Linked DNA regions of Homo sapiens: region 1 is linked to region 2. The links are chromatin loops, found by intact Hi-C in ENCODE. Cell type or tissue: OCI-LY7. All regions are shown on one strand. Each heading gives the region's core, and the rest is flanking DNA. Links, peaks and the distances in the headings are about the cores only. Region 1 overlaps NR1I2 (nuclear receptor subfamily 1 group I member 2). Region 2 overlaps FSTL1 (follistatin like 1).

Region 1 (8,335 bases), core at 17-8,016, 600 kb before region 2:
TCCACAACGACTCTGCTCAGTCCTGGCCCCTGGACATTAACGAAGGCAGTGACAGCCCCACACCCCCAAACTGGTAGCTGCAATATCTACATTTTCCCACGGAAGTCTCTGTGTACAAAGATGCAACTCCCGCAGCTGGGTGTCGTGGCTCACACCTATAATCCCAGCACTTTGAGAGGTCAAGACAGGAGGATCCCTTGGGGCCAGGAGTTCAAAACCAGCCTAGGCAACATAGCCAGACCCCAACTCTAGAAAAATTTTAAAAAATTAGCCAGGTATGGTGGCATGTGCTCTAGTCCTAGCTACCCAGGAGGCTGAGGCTGGAGGTCTCTTGAGTCCAGGAGTTTGACACTGCAGTGAGTCCATGATCGTGCCATCATGCTCTAGCCTGGGTGACAGAACGAGATCCTGTCCCTTTAAAGAAAAAAAAAAAAAAAAGACACAGCTCCCATGAATGGGATGGGAGTGGGGAGAGTATTGGGCAGGCTGTTCTGCCTTTCTCATCTACAGGGTAAAAGAGAAGCTTACGGAATTCAGCCAAGCCTTGTCTCTTGGCTGACCTGAAATGTCCAGAGATTATGCTTGTGCAGCCTCAGAGCAGCCCTGAGGCTTGTGGGTCAGGGCGGGCTGCACCCACAATCTTTTCTCTGGCTGGCATGCAGGTTCTTGTTCCTGAAGATCATGGCTATGCTCACCGAGCTCCGCAGCATCAATGCTCAGCACACCCAGCGGCTGCTGCGCATCCAGGACATACACCCCTTTGCTACGCCCCTCATGCAGGAGTTGTTCGGCATCACAGGTAGCTGAGCGGCTGCCCTTGGGTGACACCTCCGAGAGGCAGCCAGACCCAGAGCCCTCTGAGCCGCCACTCCCGGGCCAAGACAGATGGACACTGCCAAGAGCCGACAATGCCCTGCTGGCCTGTCTCCCTAGGGAATTCCTGCTATGACAGCTGGCTAGCATTCCTCAGGAAGGACATGGGTGCCCCCCACCCCCAGTTCAGTCTGTAGGGAGTGAAGCCACAGACTCTTACGTGGAGAGTGCACTGACCTGTAGGTCAGGACCATCAGAGAGGCAAGGTTGCCCTTTCCTTTTAAAAGGCCCTGTGGTCTGGGGAGAAATCCCTCAGATCCCACTAAAGTGTCAAGGTGTGGAAGGGACCAAGCGACCAAGGATGGGCCATCTGGGGTCTATGCCCACATACCCACGTTTGTTCGCTTCCTGAGTCTTTTCATTGCTACCTCTAATAGTCCTGTCTCCCACTTCCCACTCGTTCCCCTCCTCTTCCGAGCTGCTTTGTGGGCTCCAGGCCTGTACTCATCGGCAGGCGCATGAGTATCTGTGGGAGTCCTCTAGAGAGATGAGAAGCCAGGAGGCCTGCACCAAATGTCAGAAGCTTGGCATGACCTCATTCCGGCCACATCATTCTGTGTCTCTGCATCCATTTGAACACATTATTAAGCACCGATAATAGGTAGCCTGCTGTGGGGTATACAGCATTGACTCAGATATAGATCCTGAGCTCACAGAGTTTATAGTTAAAAAAACAAACAGAAACACAAACGATTTGGATCAAAAGGAGAAATGATAAGTGACAAAAGCAGCACAAGGAATTTCCCTGTGTGGATGCTGAGCTGTGATGGCGGGCACTGGGTACCCAAGTGAAGGTTCCCAAGGACATGAGTCTGTAGGAGCAAGGGCACAAACTGCAGCTGTGAGTGCGTGTGTGTGATTTGGTGTAGGTAGGTCTGTTTGCCACTTGATGGGGCCTGGGTTTGTTCCTGGGGCTGGAATGCTGGGTATGCTCTGTGACAAGGCTACGCTGACAATCAGTTAAACACACCGGAGAAGAACCATTTACATGCACCTTATATTTCTGTGTACACATCTATTCTCAAAGCTAAAGGGTATGAAAGTGCCTGCCTTGTTTATAGCCACTTGTGAGTAAAAATTTTTTTGCATTTTCACAAATTATACTTTATATAAGGCATTCCACACCTAAGAACTAGTTTTGGGAAATGTAGCCCTGGGTTTAATGTCAAATCAAGGCAAAAGGAATTAAATAATGTACTTTTGGCTAGAGGGGTAAACTTTTTTGGCTTTTTTCTGGGGAAAATAATGTGGGGGTGTGGAAATAGAAACATACGCAAGCATACATATTTTTACTACTTATTTTATTATTATCCTGTATAAATCTGAAGACTCCGGCGTAAGAACATAAAAATGAATTATTTAACTTGGCTTACTTATAAAATGATTGTTCTGTATAAAAGTTTAACATATGTGCATACCATAATTAAAATGTAGTCCGGGCGAGGTGGCTCAGGCCTGTAATCCCAGCACTTTGGGAGGCCAAGGCTGGCGGATCACAAGGTCAGAAGATCGAGACCATCCTGGCTAACACAGTGAAACCCCGTCTCTACTAAAAATACAAAAAATTAGCCAGGTGTGGTGCTGGGCACGTGTAGTCTCAGCTACTTGGGAGGCCGTGGCGGGAGAATCACTTGAACCAGGCAGGCGGAGGTTGCAGTGAGCTGAGATCGTGCCACTGCACTCCAGCCTGGGGGAAAGAGCGAGACTCTGTCTCAAAAAAAAAAAAAAGTAGGAATTAATTTTAAATGTCTAATATTTCATTCAAATGAAACTTCACAGTAACTGAATTTTAAAGAACAGATAATTACTTAGCTTTTGACATTTTACAAGAAGCAGGCCAAACTTTGAGAACATGGTAAATCATCAGTAATATAAATCAAAGCAAGTAAACATATTCTGTCATCCCTCTGACTTTACCAGATTTTTCTGCATTAAGGAGATATAGGGAGCACTTATTTTTAGAAAAGATACTGAGGGAAAAAAAGAGCTTCTCTTTCCAAACTCAATGAATGCAGCTTTTGCTCCCAGGAATTTTAATTATGAATCCATTTATAATTAGAAATACAAATTTCTAATTTGGAAAGATAGATTTCACTCCAGTGTATTCATAAATCATATGCATCTCCCTTTCCTTACTGAAATGATTCGAGTGCTATTTGTTCAAGAGCCTGAAACTGTTGTAAGCTGTAGGACAGGGTAAGGTGAGGTTAAGATGGAATGGAGGGCAAATTTCCATCTCCCAGTCTTGATTTAAAAACTCCAGGGTAGTTCTCCAAACATTGAATTGATATGTACATATAATTTATATAGATTATAAAAACTAAATGTATTTCAAGAGTGAAGAAAGATTCAATGTTAGATGCCCTGAAGAGTTCACATAGGGTACTTCCTTTCAGTAGGTCTGTGGATCACAAGTTTATGGGACTAGAAGCCAGATTTTAACCTTCCTACTCCAACATTTGAGTTTCTTCTTTACTCCCTTCCCTGAACTTTTGAGTAAACAGAACTAAGCATCAGTTTTTAGGCATCCTTGTGACCACTTTTTTTTTTTTTTTTTTTTTCTGGGTCAGTGAGGAGAGGATGGAGTCAGTCTCCAAAGCTCAGGGCAAAAGACCTAAGCAAGCTACTGCTACCATCTGCCCCCTCATTAGTCAGGGCCACTCAACAGCCTCTCTCTACCTAGCCCAGAACTTTGTCTAATTAAGTCTTGACATTGATGACAAATCTGTGGGAAGGGCCAGAGTGGCCACTCCCTTCTGGAGAAAGAGGATGTAAGGAGAAACATACGTATGATTATCCATGGCTTCCCAGCTCCTGACTCCTAACTTGTGGGCCTCATTATGCCATCTTCCACGGCAGCTTGTTTTTTCCTGGTAGGTTTCCCTTTATGTCCTTCAGCTCTCCTAAATCTGATGGTGGTGATGAGTGAAATATTCCTACACTTGAGAAATGTGTGACCATCCCAACACTTCTGTTTACTTCCTTTCACAAACTTCTCAATGACAGGGATCTAAAAGCTAATCTCTCCTTTCCTCACTACCTTCCTAGAACACGTTTCTAAATGACATCTACCGGCTGGGCACGGTGGCTCATGCCTGTTATCCCAGCACTTTGGGAGGCTGAGACAGGCGGATCACTTGAGGTCAGGAGTTCAAGACCAGCCTGGCCAAAAAAGTGAAACCCTGTCTCTACTAAAAATGCAAAAATTATCCGGGCGTGGTGTAGTCTCAGCTACTAAGGAGGCCGAGGCAGGAGAATCACTTGAACCCGAGAGGCGGAGGTTGCAGTGAGTCGAGGTTGCGCCACTGCACTCCAGCCTAGGCGACAGAGAAAGACTCTGTCTCAAAACAAAACAAAAAAAAACGAAATGACATCTACCATCACTGCTCTCCTGAAATATGATCCCGAAGGACTGTTTGGTCAGTACTTTTTGGAAAGACTTAGAAACTAAAAAGGCAGGGGCCGGGCGCGGAGGCTCACGCCTGTAATCCCAGCACTTTGGGAGGCTGAGGTGGGCGGATCACGAGGTCAGGAGATCGAGACCATTCTGGCTAACACGGTGAAACCCCGTCTCTACTAAAAATACAAAAAATTAGCCGGGCGTGGTGGCGGGCGCCTGTAGTCCCATCTACTCGGGAGGCTGAGGCAGGAGATGGCGTGAACCCGGGAGGCGGAGCTTGCAGTGAGCGGAGATCGCGCCACTGCACTCCAGCCTGGGCAATAGAGCGAGACTCCGTCTCAAAAAAAAAAAAAAAAAAGAAAAGAAACTAAAAAGGCAGTCTTTCAGGATTCTAAATTAAAAGGTCTTGCAGGACACTAACACAATATTTAACTCAATCCCAGAACCTATGCAAGACAGCAGCAAATCCCAAACAAATGCACTTCAGTGCCAGCAGGAGGCGCATCGCACAAGTAACTTCTGTTTCTGCTAATCCAATCCTCCCCTGCCGCCCCTACTGGTTAAATGTGTTTAACTGTTTTACCAATGTTGGAATTAGCCAACCCCACCACCACAGTAAATAAATAAGAGGACCACACTTTATCGAATATAAATTTGTTTTTATTGAAGCAGCAGTCACATGACCTTATATCTAGCCTTTAGATTAGGCCTGACAGAGTGAGCCAGCCCTAAAAAAATGATGTTTCTTTTTGCACTAAGAGACATAACATGTTTACATACATCATCCAGTATTGGAAATGAGCAGACTCAAACACAACATGTGTTGGTTACCTGGGAGGTACAGCCCCACTGTTCGTGGTGTCCATATATTTTACAGAGACCCCCAAAGACCATTACTAATAGGATGAAAGTTAAAAGAAAATACAGCCACACCAAATCATGAACACAGTAATCAAAGACAGCAGCTTATACACATTTAAAAACTGTCCCTTTCAGAGTTGTTTTCTTTCTTTTCTAAGCAGTGTCTGCAAAGCTTCCTCTACATCAAATCCAAAGGTTTCCAAGGTGGAAGCTGCACCTCTTGGGGCTACACAATGGAATAAAATCATTGGAAAGAACAAGAAGTGGTATTGATATCTTGTTCTGTATAACAAAGATTAATGTTTCCCTAATTAGAGGAATGGAAATGGTGATGTGACTACATATTGCAGCGGCAAAATAGTAGGGTGAAGGAAGAGGGTTGGGTACTGAAATAAAGACCACACACTTGTGAATTTTAATTTCATTTCCAGGCTAACCTACTTTTTATTTAATGCAAATTACAGTACCAGTTAACTATTTCCAAACCAAGTCACATAGAACAAAATGTATTTACAAGGGAATGGGGAAAGGGAAAAAAAACATTGAGCATACTTTTCACAAAAAAGTTTATATTTAAAATGAAAAAAAAATCAGTCACAGAGGCATTCAAGTAGTAATAATGTTATACAGATTTTGCTTTTCCTTTATATCAAGACAGATTTGCACAAGTGTTTGCAATAGTTTGTATACAACCCACAGTCCTTTATATATATATATATATATATATAATAAATTTTGTTTTTTAGGTTTGTTTTTAAGATGGAAGTGGTCACGCTAATTGGTATGTGTACAGGCCCAAGTGATCCATCGGCAACACATTTATAAATGCAAATTTTACAGGCAAGCAGATTTTCATACAACTATCTGTATCTGCCTGTAGACAGATATAGTTAAGGAAAAAAAAACTTAAAAATTAACACAAGGAAGTCTACTTTGTCAAGCTAACCCCTTATGTACTGGTTGTCATTTTGCTTTTATTGCAGAGGTGCAAAACGGAGCAACAAACTTGAATAAAACGGCATAACCCTTGTGAAAATAATCCAAACCCCAGGGATTACTTTCAAAGCCTCTCAAAGGTAGATCTCAGTCTGGGACTCTACTGTGCTTCTAGTTGTCTCTTTTATTTTCAGTGGCTCAGGTTTCTACCAGAAAAGACAGATTTTATTGTAAAGCATACCTACTTTTCCACACAGGGGAGAAAAGTGTTTGGCTCTGTGATTAGATGATCACTAACATGAACAGTAGGAATCAGATACAATTTCAGTTGAAAAGAAAGAAAACCCCCCAAATTCCTGGGGATCTGGCATTGGCCAAACTTCCTTTGGAAGATTCCAAAGTTAAATCCTTTAAAAAGGAAAGGGAAAAATAGATGAAATGCCAGTGTCTTCATATCCACAGGGATAGAGAATACTCCTCTCAGAAACCTTTGCATTGGTGCAGACAAGATGACTGGTTAGGCATACATTGTTAAAACATAAACCAAAAATGTGTCTAAAAATTAAGAGGACTTAAAAAAAATGACACAGCATGTCACTGGAAAGAAGGTGCAGTCTTCTGCCTTGCTGGAATGAACACACGATGTTTCAAAAATAGTAACCTTTGGTTTGGTAGTTTTTTCTTCTATTCAAGACATTTTATATGGACTACTTTGAGGCAAAACATTCTATTTTTCTTTCAAAAAAGGCCTTCGTGTTGGGCACACAGTAAGAATTAAACTGATTTTTTTTAAAAGAAATTAAAATGATATTTCATTGAGCAAGGGTAGAGATGGCGGGAGGGAGGAAATGGGCTAAGAGTTCCCTTGTTAAAACAACAGTCCTCTATTGGCACGGTGGCACTCCGTGCAGTAACTGCTAGTAATTGCACTATAGCATTTTAGACCACTGACGTATCAAAACCTGATACTATTAAGAAACTTCGATTTATAAAAAAACAATTCTCTGTCACTCTCTCATTTGGGAGGGAAGTAGATAAAAGAGGAGAGAGAGAGAGCATGGAAGGCTCCCAGAATCTGCTGTTTTTAAGACCCATGGTTAGGGCTTGTGGAAGAGACGAGCAAAATTTAATCTATTCGATATCCTCCAGCTCTAGGGCTCCCTGGTGCTACACTAAGTCCCTGAATGGACTAAGTATGAAATGAAACCGGTCTCACTGCTACCGAGGAGGAAAGACATTCAGAACCAAAACAAAGGCAGGGCTTCAACGAAATGAAATTACGAATATGATTTCCTCTTCCCACTCCTGAGTATGGTATCACTGAAACTTAACTGTGGAAGGGGCAAAGATACTGTTATGAGTGAGTTATTATTTCAAAGGGAAAGGGGGTGGACAGGGAGACATGGATAAAGGAAACCAATTAAAATTTAAAAAAGAACAAATTAAAAAAAAAAACACATGGAAGCGAAGGCACTCCAAACTATATAGATACACTATACATTGCTAGAGTTATTGTTACAATAATACAGGCCGGTACCTACTGTACAGAGTTAAAACTATATGGCTTTAAAAAGCTCGTCTACATTTTGTCTGATTATTAAACAGAATCACTGCCCTGAACAGTAACTTTTTGCTCATTAATAACAGTTCCTGGGTCCACATATTTACATACAAAACAATAAAACTTAAATTTAAAAACACAGAAAGAAAATATAATGTACAAGCTTGAATTTGGTGAGGAGCTTTTTATTATTATTATATACAAAAAGATATTCAGAGACCTGGATCTCACTTGTATAAAAGAGTTCTGTGATCCCACCATGATCCTTGAGAAAGAAAAATCACACATCTCAGCACACACACACACACACACACACGCACACATGCACACACAATGAAATGAGAGAAAAGCGTGACTTTTCTCTCTTCTTTTACCCCAGTTGTGGGGGGCAACCTGTTTCCTAAAATAAGCACTGATTTTTATGGACTCTGGGGAGTATACCACGTCCAGAGCAGTGTCTGCATCCAAACGCTTGCTGGGCAGTTGGATCTGAATGCAGGTCCATTTCTCTATCACAGACCTGCCTTTTCAGATTCTTTATAAATTCTGTCTGAAAATGGTCTATCAACGCCACTACCTTTAAGGAGTTATGCTGCCAAATACTTTGATTTCAGACTTCTTTCAAATCTTAGCTTTCAGAAGCACTTTATAAAACATAAAATTCAATTTGTTTGATTTGGTTTGACTGAGCATGTTTCCTTTCT
Region 2 (8,335 bases), core at 12-8,011:
AGTTGAGGATACCAAAAACACAAATTTCAGTGAACCAATATTTATTATGGAGTGCTCACTATGTGCTGGGCAACGGGCAAAACCAAATGTGGGCACTGTCTTCACAGCATCTCCTGAGACCTCAGGTTTGGTCTCAGCTCACCCACATCTAGTTGTACAATTTTTAGGATCAGGTTTCTAGATCCTAAGTCCAGGCTTATGCCACCACACTGTGGCCAGGTACACTGCCAGTGAGGACCTCCCAGAGCTAATGGATCCCCAGTAGGATCTGGCTTTTAGGTTTCTGAGTTAGAAAACTTCCTTTCTGGGGCAACAAATCAGGATCCTTAACCTGGGGACTAAATTGGTTGTATTTAATTTGCAGAAAGACGTGTTTCCAGGCTATGGGTTGTTTTGACAGAAAACAGAATGTCCAAGGTATTTATGTTCACTTTAGTGGCAGAACTTGTCAGAATCCAGCCTACAAAAGAAGTATTTATCAAAGGCTCTCTTTGTTTTTTAAACATTAAAAAAAAAACTCCCTCTCCCTCTCCCCCTCCCCCTCCCTCTCCCTCTCTTTCCACGGTCTCCCTCTCATGTTGAGCCGAAGCTGGACTGTACTGCTGCCATCTCGGCTCACTGCAACCTCCCTGCCTGATTCTCCTGACTCAGCCTGCCCAGTGCCTGCGATTGCAGGCTTGCGCCGCCATGCCTGACTGGTTTTGGTGGAGACGGGGTTTCGCTGTGTTGGCCAGGCCGGTCTCCAGCCCCTAACCGCAAGTGATCCGCCAGCCTCGGCCTCCCGAGGTGCCGGGATTGCAGACGGAGTCTCGTTCACTCAGTGCTCAATGGTGCCCAGGCTGGAGTGCAGTGGCGTGATCTCGGCTCGCTACAACCTCCACCTCCCAGCCGCCTGCCTTGGCCTCCCAAAGTGCCGAGATTGCAGCCTCTGCCTGGCTGCCACCCCGTCTGGGAAGTGAGGAGCGTCTCTGCCTGGCCGCCTATCGTCTGGGATGTGAGGAGCCCCTCTGCCTGGCTGCCCAGTCTGGAACGTGAGAAGCGTCTCTGCCCGGCCGCCATCCCACCTAGGAAGTGAGGAGCACCTCTTCCCGGCCGCCATCACATCTAGGAAGTGAGGAGCGTCTCTGCCCGGCCGCCCATCGTCTGAGATGTGGGGAGCGCCTCTGCCCGGCCGCCCCTACTGGGAAGTGAGGAGCCCCTCTGCCCGGCCACCACCCCGTCTGGGAGGTGTGCCCAACAGCTCATTGAGAACGGGCCAGGATGACAATGGCGGCTTTGTGGAATAGAAAGGCGGGAAAGGTGGGGAAAAGATTGAGAAATCGGATGGTTGCCATGTCTGTGTAGAAAGAAGTAGACATGGGAGACTTTTCATTTTGTTCTGTACTAAGAAAACTTCTTCTGCCTTGGGATCCTGTTGATCTGTGACCTTACCCCCAACCCTGTGCTCTCTGAAACATATGCTGTGTCCACTCAGGGTTAAATGGATTAAGGGCGGTGCAAGATGTGCTTTGTTAAACAGACGCTTGAAGGCAGCATGCTCATTAAGAGTCATCACCACTCCCTAATCTCAAGTACCCAGGGACACAAACACTGCGGAAGGCCGCAGGGTCCTCTGCCTAGGAAAACCAGAGACCTTTGTTCACTTGTTTATCTGCTGACCTTCCCTCCACTATTGTCCTATGACCCTGCCAAATCCCCCTCTGTGAGAAACACCCAAGAATTATCAATAAAAAATAAATAAATTAAAAAAAAAAGAAAGAAAAAAAATCTTTAGCTCTATTTAGAGATCTCTGCAACGTTCTTTTAATTTCTAAATTATTGCTTTTATACAATGGAATAAATACATATTCATGTTTGTTTTTCAAAAAAAAAAAAACATTAAAAAAAAAAAACCCTGCATCTCATCTACTGTTTTTAAAAATTTGCATATCCTCTGACCTAGCAAGCCCTGGTGTCAATCAATGCTACAGAAATAAAGGCAGGGGCATATAAGGGTATTTGCACAAGGATGTTATTGGTTATAGTGGTAAACAACCCAAAGAACCAACTGAATGTCCATCTATGGGAAAATGATTGAATAAATCTAGTTCTTTTATATTACTAAACATTATGCCACTACAATGAGTTAAATGAGTTAAAAGTATATGTGCTGATCTAGAGGGTTGTCCCTGATAAATTAATGAGTAAAGAATACAAACTGTATATATCTATATCCATATCATGATCCCATTTTTGCATAAAATAGGGGGAACCATTATGTCTACAGTAGCATATAAACCCTATGCTTATAGTAACATAGAAAAGAAAAACATGTGGAACATGTATCAAATTGTTAACGCTGGTTACTTCAGACTAAGGGATTGAAGGGTTATGGGGGAAGATTATAATTTTATGCTTGTGTAAATGTCTGTACTATTTGACTTATATAAAACAATTCTTATTTTTTAATTAAAAAATCTTATAAAGCTAAATTTTTTTAAAAGAAAAAATATCCATGCTTTAAAAATCAGGAATCTGGAATAAGAATTCCACGTTTTTCAGGGGGATGAAGAATGCTTTTATAAAGAGAATGAAATCATTGGCACTGCCTGCTGATGGGTGGCTCCGCAAGGTACCACATTGGCCTTGGCCACTGTCCTCTGGCTCCCGACATCAGGACTTACCTCAATGCAGAGACAGGTGGGTTCCCCTTTCTCTGTGACTGCACATTCCCGGCCGGCTCCACAAAACACATTGGCACAGATCTTGGATTTGCTCCTTAGCTCTTCCTAAAACATACAATCATAAAGGAAACCGTGTGACTGAGATGAACCCATTATGGAATGAGCCCATAATGAGATTATCTTTCAGGCTTGGGCTTTGCTCTGGAGTCATGGCTCATGGTCTTAAACAGCTAGATGTTGGGTCTTAAACAGCTGTTGGAGACGTTGCCTCCAACAGCTAGTGCCCTACTCCCAGATACTGCTTCAGCCCAGGTTCAGGTACTTCTGAGTCCCTAATATGTTTCTCAAAGAGCAAGAGTTCCTTTCTTGCATGCTTCCTTTCTTCTAAAAATGCTTGTTGAGCACCAATTTTATGCCAACACTACGCTGAGATGGAGATACAAAGGACAGACCCTGTCCTCAGGAAGCTCCATGACTCTCAGAGGAAACTCACAAAGAAAGAGACATTTGGAAAACAACACAGGAAGTGCAAGAACAGGATCACCAGGGAGCTGGAGGGGAGGAAGAGGGTGAGAATTTTTCAAAGGATACTTTCTGAAGATACTAGGTCTTAACTGATTCTTAAAGGGTGAGAGGAGTAAGTCAGGCAGAAATGGAAACATTGTACAGAACTATGACTATCTGAAGGACCCAAACCTGACTGAATGGTGTTCTAGGCATTATCATCTCAAAGGGCAAAAGAAGGATGGCTAAACCATTGGAAACGTGGATTCGCTATTTTTGCTATGGTCCCATTTAGCCCCTACCCATGTCTGCCACTGTCTTCAAGATTAAGAGGGCGAAGCTGCCTGAAAGTAGAACTATTCTCAAATCATTTGCTAGTCAGGCATTCCCCTGTTCAGACGTGTGCAGCAGAACTGACAAGGCAGGGAATGGTCTCAGTGTATGCCACCTGAGAATGTGGGGGTATTGACAGGCACTGATCTGTTGGTGGCTCATCCCTTCCCTCCCATTCACTGGTGGCAGAAAGCCAGCCCCACCTCATTCACCACTCAACCCAGGGGTAGTGGTGGTTGCATGAAGGAGAATGTGATTTCCCCAGCTTCTCATCCTGACTGGCTGGGCAGGCAAAATCACGAAAGACCTCCAGACTCAAGGCTACTGGGCTAGATGCTGTGACAAAACCAACAAAGACTGCAGGAGGCACGATGGGGTCATGGGGCTGGCTGGGGTAAGGCAGGGATGGAACCAGACAGTCCACCCTCCAGGCCATGTCTACCACATTATGCAGAGAACTCACACCCACAAGTCTTGTAACAGTACAATTCTTATAGTTGGTGAATGTTTTATACTCAAGATTAGGGGAAAAAAGCAAAAAGAAAGAAGAGGCTTTCGAGCTGAGGTGCTGTATCCAATACAGCTAGTCTGCTGCCACCCAGAGGCTGCTCTGCAAACTCCAGGTCATTATTTTCTGTCCCAAGCCAGCTTGCTGGTCATGCAGGGCTCCCATTGGTCTAGAAGCCGTTCTCAGCTCACATTTCATTGGTTCACATGCTGTTGATAAACCAATTCTTTTTTGAATGTTGCTAAGGCGAATTCAAGAAAGCTAGCAGGCGGGGAAGAAAGAGGAAGTAATTCCCAGAAGTCCGCGGGGATTGGAGAGCTTTTGTTTTCCTAAACAGAGAGTGGAGATAAAAATCAAGGATATTCTCCAGGCAGGGCCCTCTTGTGGAAACTGTGCCTGACAATGTAAGGCAACACGAAAAAGGAAGAGGAAAAGGTTTTTGCTGACGAGTTGTTCCCATGAGTTATGGACACACAAATGCATAAAAAAGCATGCTCAGACACATGCCTGCACTCAAAGACACCCGCACACAGCTCCACAGGCAAACACCCACAAACCTCCACTCACTAGTCTCTGTCCTTAACTAGTAATTTTCATTCTTTAAGGCTCACATGTCCTCATCTATAAAGTAGGGGTAAATGCCAACCCTGCCCTGCGGAGATTCAGTGAGATACATGTGGAAGTACCAACTGTAAAACAAGCTGCATATGAAACCTGTTATTCATGGGAATGCCTTATAGAGCTACTTGCAGAAAAGCCTGTGGCATGTATGGAACCTCCTTTTAACTTACATTGTTGTTTTTAGTAAGTATTAAAAACGGATTGAATTAAACCAAGTCATTTTTCAGGAATAGTTCTCAAAAATCCATTTGAAGAAACAGATAACTTTTGAGTTATAACAACTAATATTTGAATAGTACAATTTACAAAATGTTTTCATACACATGATTTTGTCTTATAGGGAAACCCTGCAAGAATAGGTATATTATTATTAACCCTATTCCATAGATGAGGAAATTGAAGACCAGAAAGGTCAGATAACTTGCCCAAGTTTCCAAAGCTAGAAATGAGAGGAGCTAGGATTCCAACTCGTATCTTCAACCACTGATAACTAAACTCCCATTTATAAATATCCGGCATCCTACTATTTTTATTATATGTGATTTAAGCTCTTCAATAACTCCTTAAGTTAGACATCATTACTAGCCCCATTTCACAGGTGAGAGAGCAGAGGCTTAAATAACTAGAAAGTGGCAGAGCTAGAATTCTGCCCAAAGGGAAAGCAGTTTATATTTGATTTATTTTCATATCCAGATGACGTAAGGAAATTATGATGGGGGTGTGAGTTGCATAATTAGCAAGTGTCGGGAGAATGTGCGTTAAGAGTGCGTCAGAGATTTAGGTTTAAATTACCCACATCCCACCTCTATTCCTTACTTGCTGGTCGTGGGCCAGGTGCTCTCTTTAAACCTCAGCTTCCTCGTGAAAACTGGGAGTACTGATTCTTAGAGGGTTGTTGTGAGGATTAAACGGGATGTACTGCAGGCAGCACAGTGCCTGCCACACAACTGAAAGTGGCTATTACTACAGTGGGCAATTTATTTTCAGACAACTTTCCCACTGAGATGCTGTCACTACCACCTTGGGCTGTCATGTCCCCGTTTTTCCCTGTCCTCCCTTGCACTGCAGTGATAATAGAGAACAGAAGGACTCACTGAATGGAAAAAACAAAAGGCCCGTTTGAAGAGCACACAGAGAAGGGGGGAGCCACTAGTTACACAATCATTCCTCTTTGCAGGTGACACGTCTGTCAATAGGTGGCAATCTCTCTCTGTCTTGCACAGCCCAGCACTGCAATGCAGAAGCGCAGTGTTGGCTCCTGCAGCTCCACCCAGCTCTGTCCTCGGAACAAGAAGTGGTGCAGGAGGTGGAAGAATAGGGTGGCTGCTCCAAAAACATGGGTAGGGGGATCTACCAATGTGGGGGAGGTCTCACCTGCAGCCTCATAGCCCTCCCCAGTGATCCCCATTCACAGGCATGCTTTGATGCAGAAATCAACAATGAAGAAAATTTTCTCCAGAGAGATAGGCTTTGTGCCATTGAAAGCTCTTCTCCAAGCCTCATCTTCTCTGGGAGTGGGAGTGTCAGGTGCATCCCCGAGGTGCCTAGAAAGTTGCTTAGGGTGGTGGGTAGTCTTACCCATCTACTGAGAAACTGATTCTGAGTGGGGGAAAAGAACACCTTGAGAGGGGTTGAACATGCTCATGGGTTCAACCCTTCTCGTGGTGAGGAAGAGGGAGATGAAGCAGGGTGGCAGGTGATGATGGGGAGAGGGGTGGCGCTCGATGGCTGACCTGAGGGGCTCTCCACAGCGACTATGAGAAGTGAGAACCTTGGAAGGTTTGGGATTGGGTAGGTAACATGATGGATATGGTGCTTTGGAATGTTAATTTGTGTTGGGTCCTTTCTGAAATTCTGATTCAAAGTGCAAGGCAGCCTGGATGGAGAGAGGCTGCAAGCAGGAAAACCGGCCAGGTTTAAGACTGTAATCTAGTCGGGGATGACAAGGGCCTAGGACCCAGGGCCAATGTTAATTTTAGCACCTTCAGCTGAGTGAGGCTCTGCAGATATCTCTGTCCTCACAACCTCTGTGCAGGTCTCTGTATTTTTAGTCCCATGTAACAGATGCAGAGGCATCGGAGAGTCAGGAAAGCTCTGTGACGCATGGAGGCCACATAACTAGTGAGAGCTGACTCAGGAATAGAACAAAGGCCAGTCTGACTCCAGAGCCTCAAGGTTCCCTCTTGGGGTACAATCAAGGCAGTGAGCTTTGGGGAGTGGGGACAGTTCCAAGGGCTGGCACAGGGTGAGGTCACAAGGTACAATGCAGTTCTTGCAAATAGAAGTGTTTGTTCTACCACTGTAATGATTTTAGGAATGAGGTCCCAAAGCAGTATGAGGACTTCATGTATGCGTAGATAACCACATTGGCACATGGATGTTTTCTAGGAGTATGAGGTCACAGGCAGGTCCAATATCACAAAAGTATGAACCTATAAGTCTAAATGTACCTGTGAGAATGTAATTGATTTGAGTGGGGGTAGAGGGTGTGTTTTGGAAGTGTGGACACTCAGATATATTGATAAAAATCAGCAAAATATCTGCCTGCAATGGAGAAACATCAGATTTCTAGCTTTATCCTTCTGCATCATCTTCCTGACCAGTCTCCGTGTTGTTTTCATTTCGTGTGTTGCAAGCCAAGCTCTGGAGATTTGGTCTCATTAATTTTCACATTGCAAACTCCCTTTGGTAGAAGACAGACTGGGAACATTCCTGACTTTTTACTAGGTAGAAAGTATCTGAGCAACGGTCAGCCATTGAATGGCAATATTCATACTTGCACAGCAATTCTGGTTGATCTGTAATTTTACTGTCATTTTTGATTCTTTTTAGATAGGCAGGCAGGGGATACCTCTGAGGCCCTTCTAGATTTAAGATCCTATGGTGAAAATAAAACTGAGGCTCACAGCTACATGTGACTGGTCCAAGATCTCACAGTTGTAGAATTGAGGCCTGGCCCTAGGTCTCCAGACTTTAATCCCAGCCTCTTTCCACTAAACCACTCTACCTCTTTACAAATCAAAGCCAGGAAATGTCTTGAATCCAAGGTCTTAAAAAATGGAAATGATTTTTGCAATCAAAAAAGATCTTTGCAAGCAAATGGAGAAGCAAGTTATTTGCAAAACTACCAGTAGAGGTGATCGTGCATCTGAGTCTCTGGGCCAACCAGAATTAAGTCTGAACATAAAATACACGTTGAATGTTTAAAAAAAAGTCTTCTGAAGTAAAATAATTTCTGGAAGAACAGTGTGCTTTGGCAGGAAAGGAAGCTTATAAGCAAAGCCATAAAACTGTCAGTTTAATATACCATCATTTCACTAACATGAAGTGGGCCGGCTCTGTCCCCTCCATTCTTTTCCTCCTTCCAACTCTTTTAAAAAAGAACAGCTCTACTTATGCCAAGGTGGAATTTTGGCTCTACTTGCCACTATTCTGCGACAGAGTGGCTTTGTTGACGTGAGAAAGGCTCTCTTTGCTTTGCCAGAATTAGTCATGGAAACTTCACAGGAACACCAGGGCCCCTCAGATATACACAGAATACCATGGAGCTGGGGACAAAGGAATTCACAGAACTGGGGAGAGCAGGGGGAGGTCTGCAGTGGGGCGTATGGGGTGAGATGCTGGTTGCTCCCAGGCAGCTCTTCTGGAACCCAGTAGCACAGGCCTGAGAAAAGCAGAGAGAAAGAGCAAAACCGCTTCAGGACCT

Evidence for each region. A loop is a pair of places that touch in the nucleus more often than their neighbours do. Peaks named below come from ENCODE experiments on the same cell type or tissue, not always from the same donor. Only the 100,000 strongest peaks of a DNase experiment are listed, where the experiment ranks them.
Region 1: a loop joins it to region 2, with 4 times the contacts of the local background. A loop is called at or near these places in 4 of 110 quality-filtered maps.

Annotation. Positions count from the first base shown.
Region 1 is chr3:119,816,406-119,824,740 of GRCh38, forward strand. NR1I2 (nuclear receptor subfamily 1 group I member 2) reads left to right here. Exons shown (of 9, transcript NM_003889.4): 9 at 663-2,082. The coding sequence ends at 807. GSK3B (glycogen synthase kinase 3 beta) reads right to left here. Exons shown (of 11, transcript NM_001146156.2): 11 at 4,916-8,335. Among named protein-coding and RNA genes, the nearest start is that of NR1I2, 38 kb to the left of the region's middle. In OCI-LY7, for the core only: a CTCF peak has its summit at 4,791 (motif pointing right); a DNase peak (open chromatin) is centred at 4,786.
Region 2 is chr3:120,413,260-120,421,594 of GRCh38, forward strand. FSTL1 (follistatin like 1) reads right to left here. Exons shown (of 11, transcript NM_007085.5): 3 at 2,664-2,768. It overlaps LOC124900546 (a long non-coding RNA gene), which reads right to left. Exons shown (of 2, transcript XR_007096030.1): 2 at 3,978-8,335. It also overlaps the pseudogene BTNL12P. Among named protein-coding and RNA genes, the nearest start is that of MIR198, 22 kb to the left of the region's middle. RefSeq lists enhancers at 428-1,110, 3,843-4,012. In OCI-LY7, for the core only: CTCF peaks have their summits at 4,101 (motif pointing left), 4,304, 5,825, 6,032 and 1 weaker place; DNase peaks (open chromatin) are centred at 4,162 and 5,832; H3K4me3 peaks cover 987 bases; H3K27ac peaks cover 342 bases.